Regions from separate parts of the Homo sapiens genome. Here region 2 is linked to region 1. A link is an interaction called in ENCODE POLR2A ChIA-PET data of the cell type or tissue named here. Cell type or tissue: A673. All regions are shown on one strand.

What was found. ChIA-PET counts read pairs that join two places held together with the same protein. Peaks named below come from ENCODE experiments on the same cell type or tissue, not always from the same donor. Only the 100,000 strongest peaks of a DNase experiment are listed, where the experiment ranks them.
Region 2: POLR2A ChIA-PET joins it to region 1 with 10 read pairs; 3 of 35 experiments call an interaction of 5 or more read pairs at or near these places.

What each region holds. Positions count from the first base shown.
Region 1 is chr10:35,592,531-35,600,530 of GRCh38, reverse strand. No RefSeq gene overlaps it. Among named protein-coding and RNA genes, the nearest start is that of GJD4, 8.8 kb to the left of the region's middle. RefSeq lists an enhancer at 5,614-6,256. In A673, CTCF peaks have their summits at 126 (motif pointing left) and 1,969 (motif pointing right); DNase peaks (open chromatin) are centred at 140, 4,860 and 5,200; H3K27ac peaks cover 2,540 bases.
Region 2 is chr10:35,394,520-35,402,519 of GRCh38, reverse strand. All of the region lies in intron 1 of CCNY (cyclin Y), which reads right to left. Among named protein-coding and RNA genes, the nearest start is that of CCNY, 62 kb to the right of the region's middle. In A673, no CTCF peak of the experiment used is centred here; no DNase peak of the experiment used is centred here; H3K4me3 peaks cover 85 bases; H3K27ac peaks cover 759 bases.

The DNA.
Region 1 (8,000 bases):
TGTTTTCTTCAGCTGAGCCTTTTCCTGCTCTTAAAGTCCCCAAACAGTCGTTCTTGGACTGCATTTTCAATTCCAGTTCAACTCAACTGCACAGCTCCCCAATGTCTTCTCTACCAAGACAGCATTCACAGTGCCCCCTGGAGTTTGTTTTTGAGGCAGTTGGGCTGGTTCTTCTATGCAGAGAGGCATAGCTTCTCTCCCAAGGGAGGAAAAGAACTTCCAAGCACTGTTCCCACCTCCGACAGTCCTAAGATCTTCCAAGATACACTGAATGGACACAGATTCATTCTCTCAATCATACCAAAATGATGCCTCCTCCCCAAGCCACAGGAGGGCATGCTGGCCAAAGAAGACCCCAGAGGAAAGTGCTGAACTAAACAGCTGCCTATTAGATGCAAGCAGGTCAGATGAGGCTGCAGGTTAATAGATATCTCACTTGTGAGATGTGCATCAATGCGCTTAAATCACATTCCCCAAGGCAGCAAAGACGGGCCCCAGTGTGGAATGCATAGACCCCCAAAATTCCACTTTCCACAGACTCGCGGACCCAGGCATCTTTGGAAATGGAAGTCACCTTAAAATATACTTAGTCACCTTCCCAACTTTCAGGTGAAATTAAGATGTGGCCAAGACCATCCAGCCTCAGTACAGAGCTTAAATGATATTTGCTATCCCTGACTTTTGATCTGTAACACATCAAAAACACACACAAAAAATTCAACTGTCCTGACTGTTAAGAAATACAATTATCTGGATAGCCCAATGTTAGCCCTTCAAGTGTTTGAAATTGTATTATTTTAACTTTTCTATGGAATTTTTTCTAAGGCACCCTTCAGAAACAGCAGAGGCCGGGTGCAGTGACTCACTCCTTCAATCCCAGCACTTTTGGAAGCCAAGGCAGGTGGATTTCTTGAGCCCAGGAGTTCTAGACCAGCCTGGCCAACATGGAGAAATTTCATCTCTACTAAAAATAGTAAAATTAGCCAGGCGTGGTGGTGTGTGCCTGTAGTCCCAGCTACTTGGGAGGCTGAGGTAGGAGGATCACTTGAGCCTGGGAGGCGGAGGTTGCAGTGAGCTGAGATCACACCAGGCCACTGCAGTCCAGCCTGGGCCACAGAGCAAGACCCCGTCTCAAAAAAAAAAAAAAGAAAAGAAAAGAAAAGGAAAAGAAATTGAGCAGAAAAATCAGGGGAATTGAGTTTTCTTTTGTGAAGAAAGCAAAGGACTCCACCATTGCTCACAGGTCCTGAGCAATATGTCAGGACACCCTTCATGTGATATCAGCTGCAATCAAATCCAACACATGTTCTCACCATCCAGGCAGGAAGGAATCATCCTCTTCTTTGTCATTGTTTCTAACAATGCCCTTTGACTTACTGATGCCTTTCAAAACATTACCAATAGTATCATGAACACAGTTAGTACCATAAATGTTCCCTGAGCACCTGCTGTGTCTTCAGCACTGTTCTTGGCACTAGGGAAATGGCAGAGAATGAAGTATAAAAATTCCTGCCCTCACTGAACTTACATCCTAGTGGGAAGAATTGACAAAGAACAAGATAAATGTCTTCAGCAAAATTGACTGTTAGTAATAAGTTCTAAGGAGGGTAGTGGATGCCAAGGTTTAATGGGGTAGCCAGTGTCCTAAGAAGAATACATTTGAGTAAAGACAGAAGCCGGTGAAGGGGCAGCCACGTGGACGTTATGACCACGAGCCCTCCCTGATGAATTCCTGCTCTCTTTTCTAATTCACTTGGACCAGTGGCTGCATGGCACATTTTGAAAATTACTAAAATGCCCTAAAATTCTGTATAGTGTATGCACATGGACCAAGTTACCTCCTGCAGCCTGTCTGTAACTCGTGTCACCTGTCCCTCGCAGGCTAAAGTGACACTACCCAGCAGGGACCTGGTGGAAGCATTCCCAGGCGTCGTTTTCTCTCCAACACACAGGTGTCCAGCAGGGGTCTCTGCACTGGCCACAAACACACTGTTCCTTTCACGGATGGGAATATTCATTTTTAGAGTCAAATCAATGAAAAAAGTACTCATCAAGCAGTCACTGGTAGTCAAAGAAGTAATTAGGAGAAAACAGCACAAAGTTCAAGGGTAGAGGACGTGGGTTCAGTTCTGGTTCCAATTGCTGACCAGTGTTTGACCTTCAGCAAATATTAGGTTGACACAGAAGTAATTATGGTTTTTGCCATTAATCATGACGTTGCCCAGGCTGGTCTTGAACTCGTGGCCTCAAATGATCCTCCTGCTTCAGTCTCCCAAAGCACTGAGATTCCAGGTGTGAGCCACCTCGCCCGGCCACAGGTTCTCTCTCTAGGTGAGTGGCACCAAGATCCATCTCACCCAAGCAGAAAACTAGTACTCAGTGTCCGTGAGGTATGTTTTAAAATTTCACTGCTTAAAGCTCTTCAGTGGCTCCTCACTGATGGTGCCAAACAGAGCTTGCCTGGCCCTGCGAGCCCTGGACTCCGCTTGCCTCTCGGGCCTCACCCTTTACTCCCCCCGACCCTGCAATGGCACTGACCTTGCACGGCCTCTGATCTCTGCTGCCTCTGAGACTTGCCACAGCCGTTTCCTCTCTGTGACTGGCTCCCAGGGATTTCTATCTCCTTTGCCCAAGACTGGGTTGGGTGTCCTCCTCTTGCGGTGCTCATTATGACAAGAAGCACATGCATTGTCAGAGCAATGCCTGCCCTGCCCAGCCTCTCTGCCCTGCCACCCCCAGCCCAAGACCATGTGAGGCTCTAGTCCTCCCTGGCCAAGATGTGCCTTTGCACTCACTGCCCCTCAGCTGGAAGTCAGCTCCACTTCATCAACAGTAGAGAGAATACGCTGGGAAGAGGTCCGGCCAGTCTCAGTCCCCCACGGATCCTGAATCTTTTTCACTCAGTTGTGAAACAGGGATAATCAAAGCTCCTACTTCTCAGGGTTGTAAGAGAATGAAACGAACTAACAAGTGTAAACTGCCCAGCACAGCAGAAACATCCGATAAATAGTAGGAAGAATTCGGTTTGCTTCGTATGTTTCTTTTTTTTTTTTTTTTTCTGAGACGGAGTCTCACTCTGTCACCAGGCTGGAGTGCAGTGGCATGATCTCGGCTCACTGCAACCTCCGCGTCCCAGGTTCAAGCAATTCTCCTGCCTCAGCCTCCCGAGTAGCTGGGACTACAGGCACACGCCACCACGCCCAGCTAATTTTTTTATTTTTAGTAGAGATGAGGTTTCACCATGTTGGCCAGGATGGTCTCAATCTCTTGACCTCATGATCTGCCCGCCTCGGCCTCCCAAAGTGCTGGGATTACAGGTGTGAGCCACCACGCCTGGCCTTCTTCTTGTCGTTCATACTTCTTTCACATGGTCCATTTTTTGTGTGTGTACAGGGCTGGCCTTTTTTGGCATGGCCAACCAACTGGAGTGGTTCTTTCTCTTTGCTCAGTGAATGAAGCAGTCACAACACACCAGAGGCTATTTCTCATGTCTCGAACCCTTCCTGATTCAACGTTCCCTGGCATGGGATGTTCACTGTCAACCATTCGGTCCTGACCTCTCTGTGTCCACAGCCCTTTCCAAAGCCTAGGGCTCCCGATGGCCAGACATTTGTCCAAATCTTAATTATCTGCAAAAGTGTGTTGCACTATTTCTCTGATGGAACAGATTCCATGACCCGCTGAGGCCTTCCAAGAGCACAGCTCCCCAGCAATCAGTGGCAGCACCCCTGAATGGAGGGTGCTTGTCCCACGAGCGCTAACACCCACAGGCAATGCACTGCCAGCCGGAGTTCTTCTGTGCTTTGCAACCAGCATTTCACAAATGGCAGCACTGTATGTTTGCAGGGAGGTCCTCTCTGCTTGGAAGCAGTGCAGGCTTTGCTTTTTCAAAATTTTAAGTTATCGTGTTTTATTCTCTTTGTTGTATATACCATTGAAGAAGTTAGTCTTTTTAAATTGACACATGATAATTGTACATAGTTATGAGTACAGTGTGATGTTCCAATACACGTATAGACTGTGTAATGATCAAATTGGGATAATTAGCATATCCAGCATCTCAAATACTTACCATTTCTTTGTGATGGGAACATTCAAAATCCTCTCCTCTAGCTATTTTGAAATATAGAACACATTATTGTTAACTATGTCACCCCACTATGTGACAGCACATGAGGACTTATTAAGAAAGCTTTCTTCTTACATTCTTTTTTTCTAAGTAGTAAAAGTAGATGGAGGAGGCCAGGCCCGATGGCTCACACCTGTAATCCCAGCACTTTGGGAGGCCGAGGCAGGCAGATCACCTGAGGTCAGGAGTTCGAGACCAGCCTGGCCAACATGGTGAAACCCCATCTCTATGAAAAATATGAAAATTAGCTGGGCACGGTGGTGCCCACCTGTAATCCCAGCTACTTGGGAGGCTGAGGCAGGAAAATCGTCTGAACCTGGGAGGCGGAGGTTGCAGTGAGCCAAGATCATGCCACTGCGCTCCAGCCTGGGTGACAGAGTGAGACTCTTTCTCAAAAAAAAAAAAAAAAAGTAAATGATTGTTTTCCTTCCCTTCTGGATAACAGGCAGGCAGCTTACGGACCCTGGGTAGGGCCTCCTGCCTCAACACACCTATGCCTCTTGTCTAACATCAAATATTAAATACTTGAGGTCTTCTGGCTTTTAAGGGTGATAAAAATTAAAATCTCTGGGAGAGGCAACTCACTACGTCTTATCAGTCATCTTTACTATGGTGTGAGTTAGAAACACTGCTCCTGGAAGCAGGCCTTTCTGTGAAGGTAAGGGCCTGGGGTGGAGAAGGGGGCCAATGGGATGTCACGGATATTTTCCCATGCTGCAGAGCTCCAGCATCACACAGAGCAAGGCCAAATTCAGGATTAGTGAGTCCTCATATCGACCTCCTGTTCATTTTTACGTTTTAGACAATAACTGAAAGAAGGAAGGAAAGGGAAAGAAAGAGAGAGAGAGGAAGGAAGGGAGGGAGGGAGGAAGGAAGGAAGGAGGGAAGGAAGGAAGGAAGGAAGGAAGGAAGGAAGGAAGGAAGGGAAGGAAGGAAGGAAGGGAAGGAAGGAAGGGCGGGAGGGAGGGAAGGAAGGAAGGGTTGGGGGAAGGGAGGGAGGGAAGGAAGGAAGGAAAGAAGGAAGGAAGCAGGGAGGGAGGGAGAAAAGAGGAGAGGAAGGAAGAGAAGAGAGGAAGGGAGGGGAGGGAACAGAGATACAGGCAGCTGTGATCATGGTGACTTCAGCATCAGATGATTAGTCTTGTTAAGAGAGAGGAACTAGTCCACGTTTTCCCTCTGTGTGTTCTCTTTGTTCTCTGCCGTGAAATATTAGAAGAGGGAATGAAGGAATTCAATCCATTTTAAAACTCACAACTGTTAGATGCCAACCCTCCAAACATTCACAGCCACTTTGATTCAGGACGAGGTTTGTTCCAAATGCGGATATATTCAGAAGGGCCAGACAGTAGTGTCTTGAAGCACAGGCGACAGCTAATTTATCTCTGAGCTAATGTCCCACCCTGTGGGACAATTTGTTTTGTTTGGTTTGGTTTGGTTTTTTAGAGACAGGGTCTTCCTCTGCCGCCTATCATCACTCAGGCTGGAGTGCAGTAGCCCAATCACAGCTCACTGCAGCCTCAAGCTCCTGAGCTGAAGCAATCTGCCTGCCTTAGCCTGAGTAGCTGGGACCACAGGCACACACATCACCATGCCTTGCTAATTTACTTATTTATTTTTGTAGAATAGGGGTCTCACTATGTTACCCAGGCTGGTCATGAACTCCTGGCCTCAAGCAATCCTCGTTTGGCCTCCCAGAGTGCTGGGATTACAGGTGTGAGCCACTGCGCCCAGCTGCACCAGCAATTTGAAAGACAGGTGATCTCGGGAGGTCTTTTTAATTCAAATTTTCTCTTAAGGAACACAAATGAAAGGAAGGTAGGGTACATTCCATTTTGTTTGCTGCAATGCAGTGGCTATGGCCTGGATCTCCACGGAAACCAGCAATGCAATTACCAAGCTCTATTTCCAGATGAAAGCAAAGACAAACAACAAAGTAGGAAAATTAAGTATGAGAAAAACGGACAACAGCTTCAAATCGACTGGGTGAAGGGACAGAGTTGGATCTGGTGGCACCACTGTCGTAAGGATCACTTTTATACCCATGAGTGTGATCTGGGTCCCCCGTGAGCCACCAACCCTGGTGGGTGCACATGCACTTCACTTCTGTGTTCGATGGTCAAGGCCACCCAGCCGGTGAGGGGAAAAACTGGGCCTGACATGGACGCTCCCCACCCCATATGCCACAGAAGTGTGACGGCCTCAGCCTAAAGAGGACCCATTCTGTGAGGCAGCTACAGGAGAAAATGGAAGGAGCCTTTTGCTTTTGCTTTTCTGTTGTTCTGTTTTTCACTTCCCTAAAGGAAGGAATGAGAGTTTATTATTGAGTGTTTCTGAAAAGGAATGAGAGTGGCCTTCAACAATAACACACTGAGCATCTGCAGTGTGCCGGACAATGTGTCGGGACTGCGAACAGGTAAGACGCAGGCTTTCCCCTGTAGGAGAGGGAGGCAGTTGAGTGTACTTCCAACAGCAAGAACAGTGACCAGCTTCCCATGTCCCCAGAGGCAGAAGACATGGCCGCATAACAATAGTGAATAGTAAGGTCTATAATAGAGTATGAAGAGAGCAAGAAGGAGACAACTAGGGCTGTTTTCCTTCTTGAAGTATTAGCGCTTAGCCTTACAAAGGTTGAGGGAGCTGCATAGTCATCCCTGCTAGTCCAAGTGTCTACATGCCCCCCACGCTAGGGTCTGCCGGAACCCACGGAATTGGAAATCTAGTGGAAACTCATGTTAACGTTACAGAAGACCTCCTTTGGGGTTCCAGTTAGGCTTGTCCCACAGTGGCCACCCCGTTTTTCTACCCATTCTCCAAGCAAGTGGTGAGCTATGAGTGCACTCACACGATGAAGAATGGTATTTGCATTACACACACACGCCTGTGGGTGAGGTAAGTTAGAGAGAAGAAAATAAGTCTCTGTGAGATTTCACAACTGCCTAACACCACGCAGGCTGTAGATGACAAGGCTGGGATTCTATCCCAATTGATTTGACTCCGAAGTCCATATTCTTCCCACTTGACACAAAGAAGCCACTGGGAGACCCAGGGAGAGCGTCATGGAGAAGCTCTCATTGTCAGGCAAGACTATAAGAGACAATCTTTGAGAAGTTGCTTCTCCTTTCTGGAACAAGCTAAGATCTACAGCAGGCATGCTGGCAAGCAACTTCAATCTTTCTTGGAAAGAGCTGGCATAAGAAAACTCAACGGATGATTAAAAGGCAACACAGAGCCCTTCTTGTTAGCTCAGTTTGGGTTTATGAAAAGACTCTGTTAGGGTAATCCATTCTAATCCCAACACTACCTCCAGGCAATTTCCTTGGGAAATGGGACTGAATTTTAAAAGATTAAATGTGTGTATATAAAGCATATATATAAATGATTTTCCCAAGGGGTGGCTCCTCTCTCATCCTAAGTGAGGCCTTGCTGGCTTAACTATAACGAGTGCGAATCACCCTGAACACTAATCCTTTTCCTTTTTCAAGACGTATTCTTCATAATGTGAGCGCACTCATAGCTCACTACTTGCCTGAAGAATGGTAGAAAGTGGGGTGGCAGCTGCAGTATAAGCCTAACTGGAACCCCAAAGGAGATCGCTAGTCCCATGTCTTCTGTAATGTTAACAATGAATCTCCACTAGATTTCCAATTCTGTGGGTTCCGGTGGACCCTAGGAGGGGCTTATGTAGACACTTGAACATAGCAGGGATGACTAAGCAGCTACCTCAAACTTTGTAAGGCTAAGCACTAATACTTCAAGATGGAAAACAGCCAACAAGAGCTTAATGATTTATTGGATTCAAAAATGGAGAGGCAAACATTTAAGGAAAATACAACATGACACATGTCTTTTAATCTTTTAATCTCTGTGCGTG
Region 2 (8,000 bases), 200 kb after region 1:
TCTATATTTTTAAATGAAGACTGTTGTTTTTACCTAAATCAATCTGGCCTGGTATATGACAACATAGAAAAACTCAAGGATAGAGCCCAAAAACTCGCCAACCAAGCAAACAATAACACTGAACCCCTTTGGACACTTTCTAATTGGACATCCTGGGTACTCCCAATTCTTAGTCCTTTAATACCTAGTTTTCTCCTTCTTTTATTCGGACCTTGTGTCTTCCGTTTAGTTTTTCAATTCATAAAAAACTGCATCCAGGCCATCACCAATCATTCTATACAACAAATGTTCCTTCTAACAACCCCACAATATCACCCCTTACCCCAAAATCTTTCTTCAGTTTAATCTCTCCCACTCTAGGTTCCCATGCTGTCCCTAATCCCACTTGAAGCAGCCCTGAGAAACATCGCCCATTATCTCTCCATACCACCCCCAAAAATTTTTGCCACCCCAACGCTTTACCACTATTTTATTTTTCTTATTAATATAAGAAGACAGGAACGTCAGGCCTCTAAGCCCAAGCTAAGCCATCATATTCCCAGTGACCTGCACATATACATCCAGATGGCCTGAAGCAACTGAAGATCCACAAAAGAAGTGAAAATAGCCTTAACTGATGATATTCTACCACTGTGATTTGTTTCTGCCCTACTGATCAATGTACTTTGTAATCTCCCCAACCCTTAAGAAGGTTCTTGGTAATTCTCCCCGCCCTTGAGAATGTACTCTGTGAGATCCACCCCCTGCCCCCAAAACATTGCTCTTAACTCCATCGTCTATCCCAAAACCTATAAGAACTAATGATAATCCCACCACACTTTGCTGACTCAGCCCGCCTGCACCCAGGTGAAACAAACAGCCTTGTTGCTCACACAAAGCCTGTTTGGTGGTCTCTTCACACGCACACATGAGACAATTACTACTGCTAATTTTGAGCAAAAAAAAAAAAAATTCAGAGGGAGAAAGGAAGATGCCTTTGCTTGTACCTCCTAAGAAAAAAAAAAAAGAAAAGAAAATTTCTTTGGGAAATTTAGAATTGATCTCTCTCCTGGCAAAATAAATTTTTGTTATAGCTGTTTAAGAAGGAAACTGGCAGATAATCAGAACTGGACGGCAAAGTGTTTTGTGATCCTCCTGCAGATTCCAGGGTTTCAGTATCACCTCCAGCCATGCTGATTTAACCAGACAGACAGACAGCACTATCACAAAAGAGCACACCTGCAGCTTCCTTTCCTGGTAAGCAAATGGTCCTCTACGCAGTCCTCTGCACTCATCTCTGCCTCTCAGCTCCCTATTCTATTCTTATTAAACCTGAGAAGGAACTATCACAAGGGCAGGTAGAGTCCAACAATTCTAAGCACACAGAGCTCAGTATAAAATTCTACAAAAAATAGGAACTGCTGATGCTCGACAGAGCTGAAACTCAGCTGCCACCTGGGCCGGGGCCGGCCAGTTGCTGGGCCTCCACCCTAGGTGCTGCTGCACACCCTTCAGAGCACAGTTACTTCAGTAAAGTATTCCACAAAGTGTACATTTGAGAAAGTCTCTTCTCTTCTCTACCACCTTCTATTTCTCTCTCAAAAAAAAAGTGCGCATTAAGATAATAGTTCAATGCCATGGTGTGCCTACTATTAAAAAACACACAGTAGTCTGGGAAGTCATGCTAGAGTTTCCACAGCAACTGCACCATGGCTCAACTTGTAACAGCAACCATTCCATTCCAAAATGCTTTAAGAGACTCTAGAAAAGAGAGAGAGAAGTCAAGTTACAATCCCGGGGGAGGAGAAAACACGCCCTTGCTTTCATGTACTTGAATTCTCCCCATCAAAAATACTGTTTAAGTACATATTGCACCATTAATAAATATTCCTGCCCCTAATTATCTAACGAACAGTAGATAACTCTGGAAACAGCTACTGATAATTCTTTTAGTTGGGAGGTTAGAGAAGAGGTTGGTCGGAAAAAATTACTAATATTTTAAAACAGAAATATGCTTTCTCAACAAAGCATATTCTTAACTAAGCATAAAAGGTTACTTCGGGTAATCCAATCAAGTCAGCAATTACAAGGCTCCATTCCACGACGTGAAGCATCTTCTCTCCCTCTTTGAACCAGCTAATTCAAAGAGACCAACCTAAATGCCCCAGGAATTCATTCCCAAGGTGAGGGGAGGGGGAAAACAGGGAGGGATCTGTGCAGCTTCCTCTCCAAGAGGGGAAACAACCCCACCCCACCACCCCCGCCGCCCCCTGCACTGTGCTAGGGAGATTCTAAACAGAATGCCTTTCATCAAACCACTAGAAGCCGTTTTTAGTATTTTACAAAATCCAAAAGAATTCTTCTATAAAACTGCCTACATCAAATAGATGGTGCTGGAAGAAAATCCAAATATACAGAACAGCTATCCACAGGGCTAAAATCAGGCAAGGGAGATCTGCGATGGGAAGCAGGCAGGTGTCAGAAGGGACCCATTGCATGTCCCTTCTCTGAGACTCCAGCTCCACATATTTTCTGAGTCCCCATGTAAACTGGAGAACATACCTAGCCTTCCATGTCAACAGAACTTTATCTCTACTAGCCATGTATCTTATTCCAAAAACAAAAACACCAGTTTGGAGGTCAATCCTGTGTTCAGCCAGAACATCTCCAATCTACAGGAAGAAGTCTTCTCAGGGTTTGCTACATAACAGTCAGAATTTTCTCCCCCGCATGGCACTGAAGGGAGCATATTACTGGGATCTGCTAAGGGGGAGTCCAGTTATGTATCTCCCTATCAGTACTCCGCACATAAAAGATCTACTGCAGAAGAGAGATAACCCCTTATCTTTTATGTTTATTTTTGTAGAGACAGACTCTCGTTATGTTGCCCAGGCTGGTCTTGAACTCCTGGCATGAAGCAAACCCCCTACCTTGGCCTCCCAAGTGTTGGGATTAACAGCGTGAAACACCACACCCATCCTGCTCCTTTTCAATTGAGGAAGCAGAATAGCCTGTGCCTCCCTTCACACCTTGAATTAAACAGCGTTGTGTCCTGTGTCGGCCACCTGGCAGGCAGGCTGGTCTGTAAGTCATGTCACCTTCTCACCACTTCACACACTAGTACCCAAATTCTGTGGTGGAGTAAAAAGACTTCCAGAAAAGTGGAGTAGACACCCAAGACACCAGTCCCCGAGAAGTAACCTCAAACATGGATAAGCATCCTGGGCAGTCAAGCCAAGAGTTAGCAGCCAGACATGCAGTCCACAGCCTCCACGGCCCAGCAGGGAGCTACGACCTCACCATGCTCAACAGGAACATCCAAAATGCCACCCTCACTTTCAAAGTGCCCTTAGTTGTCTTACCGTCAAGCACACATGGTTAAAAAGCAGGAACTTTATAAAATGTGGGAAGAAACCATGTGAGAAACCCAATCAGCTCATGCTTTCAAGTCAGTTGGGTTCTCAAAGTTCATTTGTACATTTGCTTGGAACTTAAAATGCATTTCTGCAGCGAGTCTGCTACAAGCCTACGCTATAAGGGACTGACATACCAAGCTGAAAGGCCAGGAAAGCAAGCACGGCGTATGTCTGATTCTTCACAGGGGCAGCTCTGTCAGGCAAGGCAGGCCTTATCCCTTCCCAGGCTCCACCAGTTCTCAGGCTAAACCCCTTCTCAGAATAGCCTGGGAATATCTTACCCTCACAAATGTGGTCTGGTTAAACTAAATAAAAATTGAGCATATTTTCAGTGATTTTAAAGGAAGAAACTTGTAAGGGTATTTTATCTGCAAATTTACTTAACTGGTCACTTTACGGTTTTTTGTTTTGTTTTGTTTTTAGACAAAAACTAGTGAGCATTTTGTAAAATGCAGGGAGAGCCCCACCAAGAGCAGTTAGCAAAACTTACAGCCTTAGGAGTTTGAATTACACAATGACATCTCGAGAACCATATGGTAAACGATTTCTACCACCGGGAACTTGGCAATGCCCTAATCACACACAGCTGTTGGTCCCAGCAGTCAAAACATAGGAACTGGACCAGCCAGACACATAAATGACCCCAAGTAGTGACCAAATCATGGGGCTCCACAGTCGTAACAAAAGGACCTGAGAGGATTAGCACAGGCTGCATTTCCGAATCTCCGCCATGCAAAAGGACACGTGTTGGTCACTTCCAAGGAACACAACCTGTATCTATATCATGTCCACCAAGGACCTTGCTGGCTTTTAAGCCACTTCCATGTCTCTGGCAAAATGCATCAGTCCTCTGAGAGGATCACAATCACATCTGTCCCCATACTCACTGCAGAGAATGGAGGGCCAGCTCTGCCCACAGTCGGGGCCCTAGGCTCCAGGGGGTGGCTCTCATGCAGCAGACGGGACCCCCACTGGCTTCCTGGTCATGCTCCTTGATCATATGGCTTTGCTCTCAGCCTCCACGGGCCCCAGGAAGCCCAGCTACTACCCTCCCTGCTGCCTCCATCCATGCCCACTCCACATGGATGAGGGTGTTTCTCCTCCAGCACTGCTCAGAGAACAGAGTCTGGTCTCACTGTGCCTCCCCTTCCCTCGGCCCTGGAAGCAAGCACATCACCAGAGGGGGAAGTCCTGCCTATATTGCACCAGCACTCCTCTGGGAATCCTCACTCAAGGTTAGCAACTGGCAATTTAAGGTCCTCTCTTTAATCCACCTAAGGATCAAAATGAGAAACTGGAAGGACAGCAGAGGGAAAGGACACACATGCATCCAGGCAGGAGAGATGCAGCAGCCCACACACAGCTGGGGCCATTTCTGATAGAGCTCCATAATTCTGGAATCTCCTGGGATGGTTCAGACATAACTCAAGCACTGCCAGCACTGCTGCTCCTAGCCCAAGTTCTCAGTCTTTGGTCCCAGGGACAGGGTTCATTTGGTACCCTGCATACAAGGCTGACCTGACCTTAGAAGAAGTGTTATTCTCTCCCACCGCCAATGTTGTGTCTCTCCCCTACCTCCTAGAATTCCTCCTCCCCAATCCAGGGCCAAAGAGGGAAATGGTATCCCCATCAGAGACTAATTCTGCCCTCCAAAGTAACTGAGTACCTCTAAGGTAGGGTCTGCGACAAGCTACCTCCCAGAGATAAGGGGGGAAGGAAGCAAGAGCTAGCTCCTTAGGATCCCAAAGGTACAATATTTGCTGCTGAATAATTATAAAGGTTAGGGAACTTAGTGGAAGGATTACAGGTACTGTGCTAAATATAATGACATGGGGTAAGTAGGTTTGAAGGGAGGAACCACTAGAGACACCACTGCTGCCTGCACAAGGCCGGCTACCAGAACAACTTCAACACTTTTGTTTTGTTTCCACTTTTCTTCTGAATACAAAGGTTTCCTACTAGCTCCAAGTTTGTTGTATGCGTGTGTTTTGCACAAAAGTCCACAGAGCAGTGGCAGAGGGACCCCAGCCCTAGGAAGAACAGGGCTATGTGGTAAAGTGTGGGGTCCAAGGGGCACCTGGAGCTGCCACGTGAGCAGTGCTAAGAACCTGCTCCCTCTGAGCCAGCCCCCAGAACTGTAACAGGCAGAAAAATTGATCTCTCTCCAGTACTTTGAATTTTCCTTACCCAACAGGAGATGGGATTATAACCCTTTGTAATTGGAATCCTAGAAAACCCAGAGCTTAGAGGAATCCTGCAAGCCAGACAAGGCTGCCTGAACAGTCTGCGCCTCCAGATCCTGCCTTGGGAGCCTCACGGGGAGAGCACGAAGAGGACTGCAGGGGCACTGGGACACAGCACCCAGCAACTCAAGCACCTCCAGCGACTGCTCCCACGCTGCAGGGTAGGAGTGCCTGGCCCAGCAGGAATCCTCTTTTCTCATGGGAAGCGTCCCTGAGGCCTAGGTGAAACTGTCTGGACCTCCTCACCAGCCCTTGGGGCAAGGCTGGAGCGCTCTCTCCCCACCATGGCCTTGCCAGATGCCGAGAACACGCAACAGAGAAATGGTTCATTTCAGAGTCAGTGAGAACATCGGGGCACCCTGGCCCATTAACAGTACCAGAGAGGCAGCATAACATTCAATTACGGAGGGCCAAGAAGGAGGGCTCATTCTCCAACCTGCAGATACTCAGGCTGGCTGCCCCCCACCCCACCTTCTTGCGGCACCTGCCTCTTACAACTCAGCTGTAGGGTGGGGAGCAGAGCACAGATGGGGAGGTGAAACTCCAGTCGGCCTGTCTGGTGAGTGCTTTGGGAAGGTGTGAGAATGAAATGACCTGTTGAGAGAAAGCTTTTAAAATAATTATAGCTTTCCATACTCCAGGCTCTCTCAACTAGTTTCTACACTGTGATCCCCCGATCCTACCACCATGAGTATAAAGAACTGAACCCAATTTTCACAAACAATCTTCATTGCTTCACACACTACATATCAAGCACCTGCTATGTGCAAAACGCCATGCTGGGGACGAGAGGATGAAAGAGCCAGTCAGTATCCCAGCCCTCTGGAGCCCACCATTCACAGAGGCAAAAAGAGGGAGCCACCACAGCATAACACAGTAACATGCACACTGAGACAGACCCAAAGCCTCTCTCGGGGGCCCTATGCACCCCACAACACCCGCACACTGGGCCAGCTGGGGATGCTGTAAAACCTCCGCAAAGGGTGAGTGCTGCCCCCATCCCCAGGAGCCACTGGAGAGGCCCAGCCCTAAACCCAGCCTCAGAGATGCACCCAGGACAGCTGAAGGTGAGGGTTTGTCCTTTCAACTGAAAAAAGACAGTGCACAGGACCTAAAAGTAACACACAACCAGGCGCTGACAGCGTCTCTCTCTTACCAAACTTTAGTCGGACTGCTCTGAAGGCTCTTCCAAAATGGACCTCCACCTTTGGCCCTCCATATCTTTCTTTGCGTCTCCTGACTTTGGCAAAAGCCCTGCTAAGTCAGTTTAGCTGAATTGCCCCCCTCCTCAACATCTGATCACCCTCAATATCTGATGTGTTCCTCGTCCTCTACTGTCCCCCACAACCCCCCAGGTGACATCTGATTCTCCTGACTTATCCTCAGCAAGAATCCTCGTTGGGTCAGTTGAGCTAGAATCCCCCTAACCCCTGAGGTTACCTCTAGTAATTTCCATACAATGACCTTCGCACTGCTCCTTGGTTCTGAATTCCCAGTGGCCCATGCTGCACTTGCCATTGAGCCTGGTTTTATACTGGAATCTCTCCTCCCCTACTGCAATAGTTTTCCTGAGTAAAACTGTTTTCACCACCTTAACTACTACCCAGCTCTGGCTTTTTTCTCTAACAATGGAACAACACATAGCTTTTCCTGAGGAAGCCAGTACTATTACCCATCACTTTCTGGTAAAAACTTCTTAACTGTTAGTACCCCAGGTAGTGAGACCGCAGGGAGAAGACTGAGGGAGTCACCTGTCTGAGTCATCTTTAAGGGAGCACACTACATAGGAAAGTGAGGATAAACTAGAACTATTACTTTATTAAAGCAAACAAGGCTGCTTCATAATACTTCTAGCTTTCTTCTTCAACTCCAAATTTTTAATTCCTATTGTGGGGCGGGGGAGGGTGGGAAGAATATGTGGCGAATGGATGTGAAGTTTCCAAAGAGAAGCCCTCAGTGAGTTTTACAATACTCCCATTTAATTTTCCAAGGCACAGACTCACAGTATTCAGAAGGAGAGGGCCCGTGATGAAACACTTTCTCCTGCTTTCAGCCACTGGGGTCACCTAAACAGGAGAATATGGTGTGGTCACCAAGGCCCTTCAAAACAGAGGTTAAGTAAGGAATGAAAAACATGCCCTAAAAACAAAACAAACAAAAATCTTGAACTAAAAGGCACAAGATGTCAGAGATACTTTAAATATTAACAAGTGTCTATGCGACAGCATACCAAAAGACCAGCCTGGCTGAGAACCAACTCAGCGTGAAAGCCATGAAGTGCCACCCTGCACCTCTGACCGGTCCAAACAATGCCTTGAAGCCGGCCGTGTGACCCATACACTTCAACTTCAGATAGGATCTT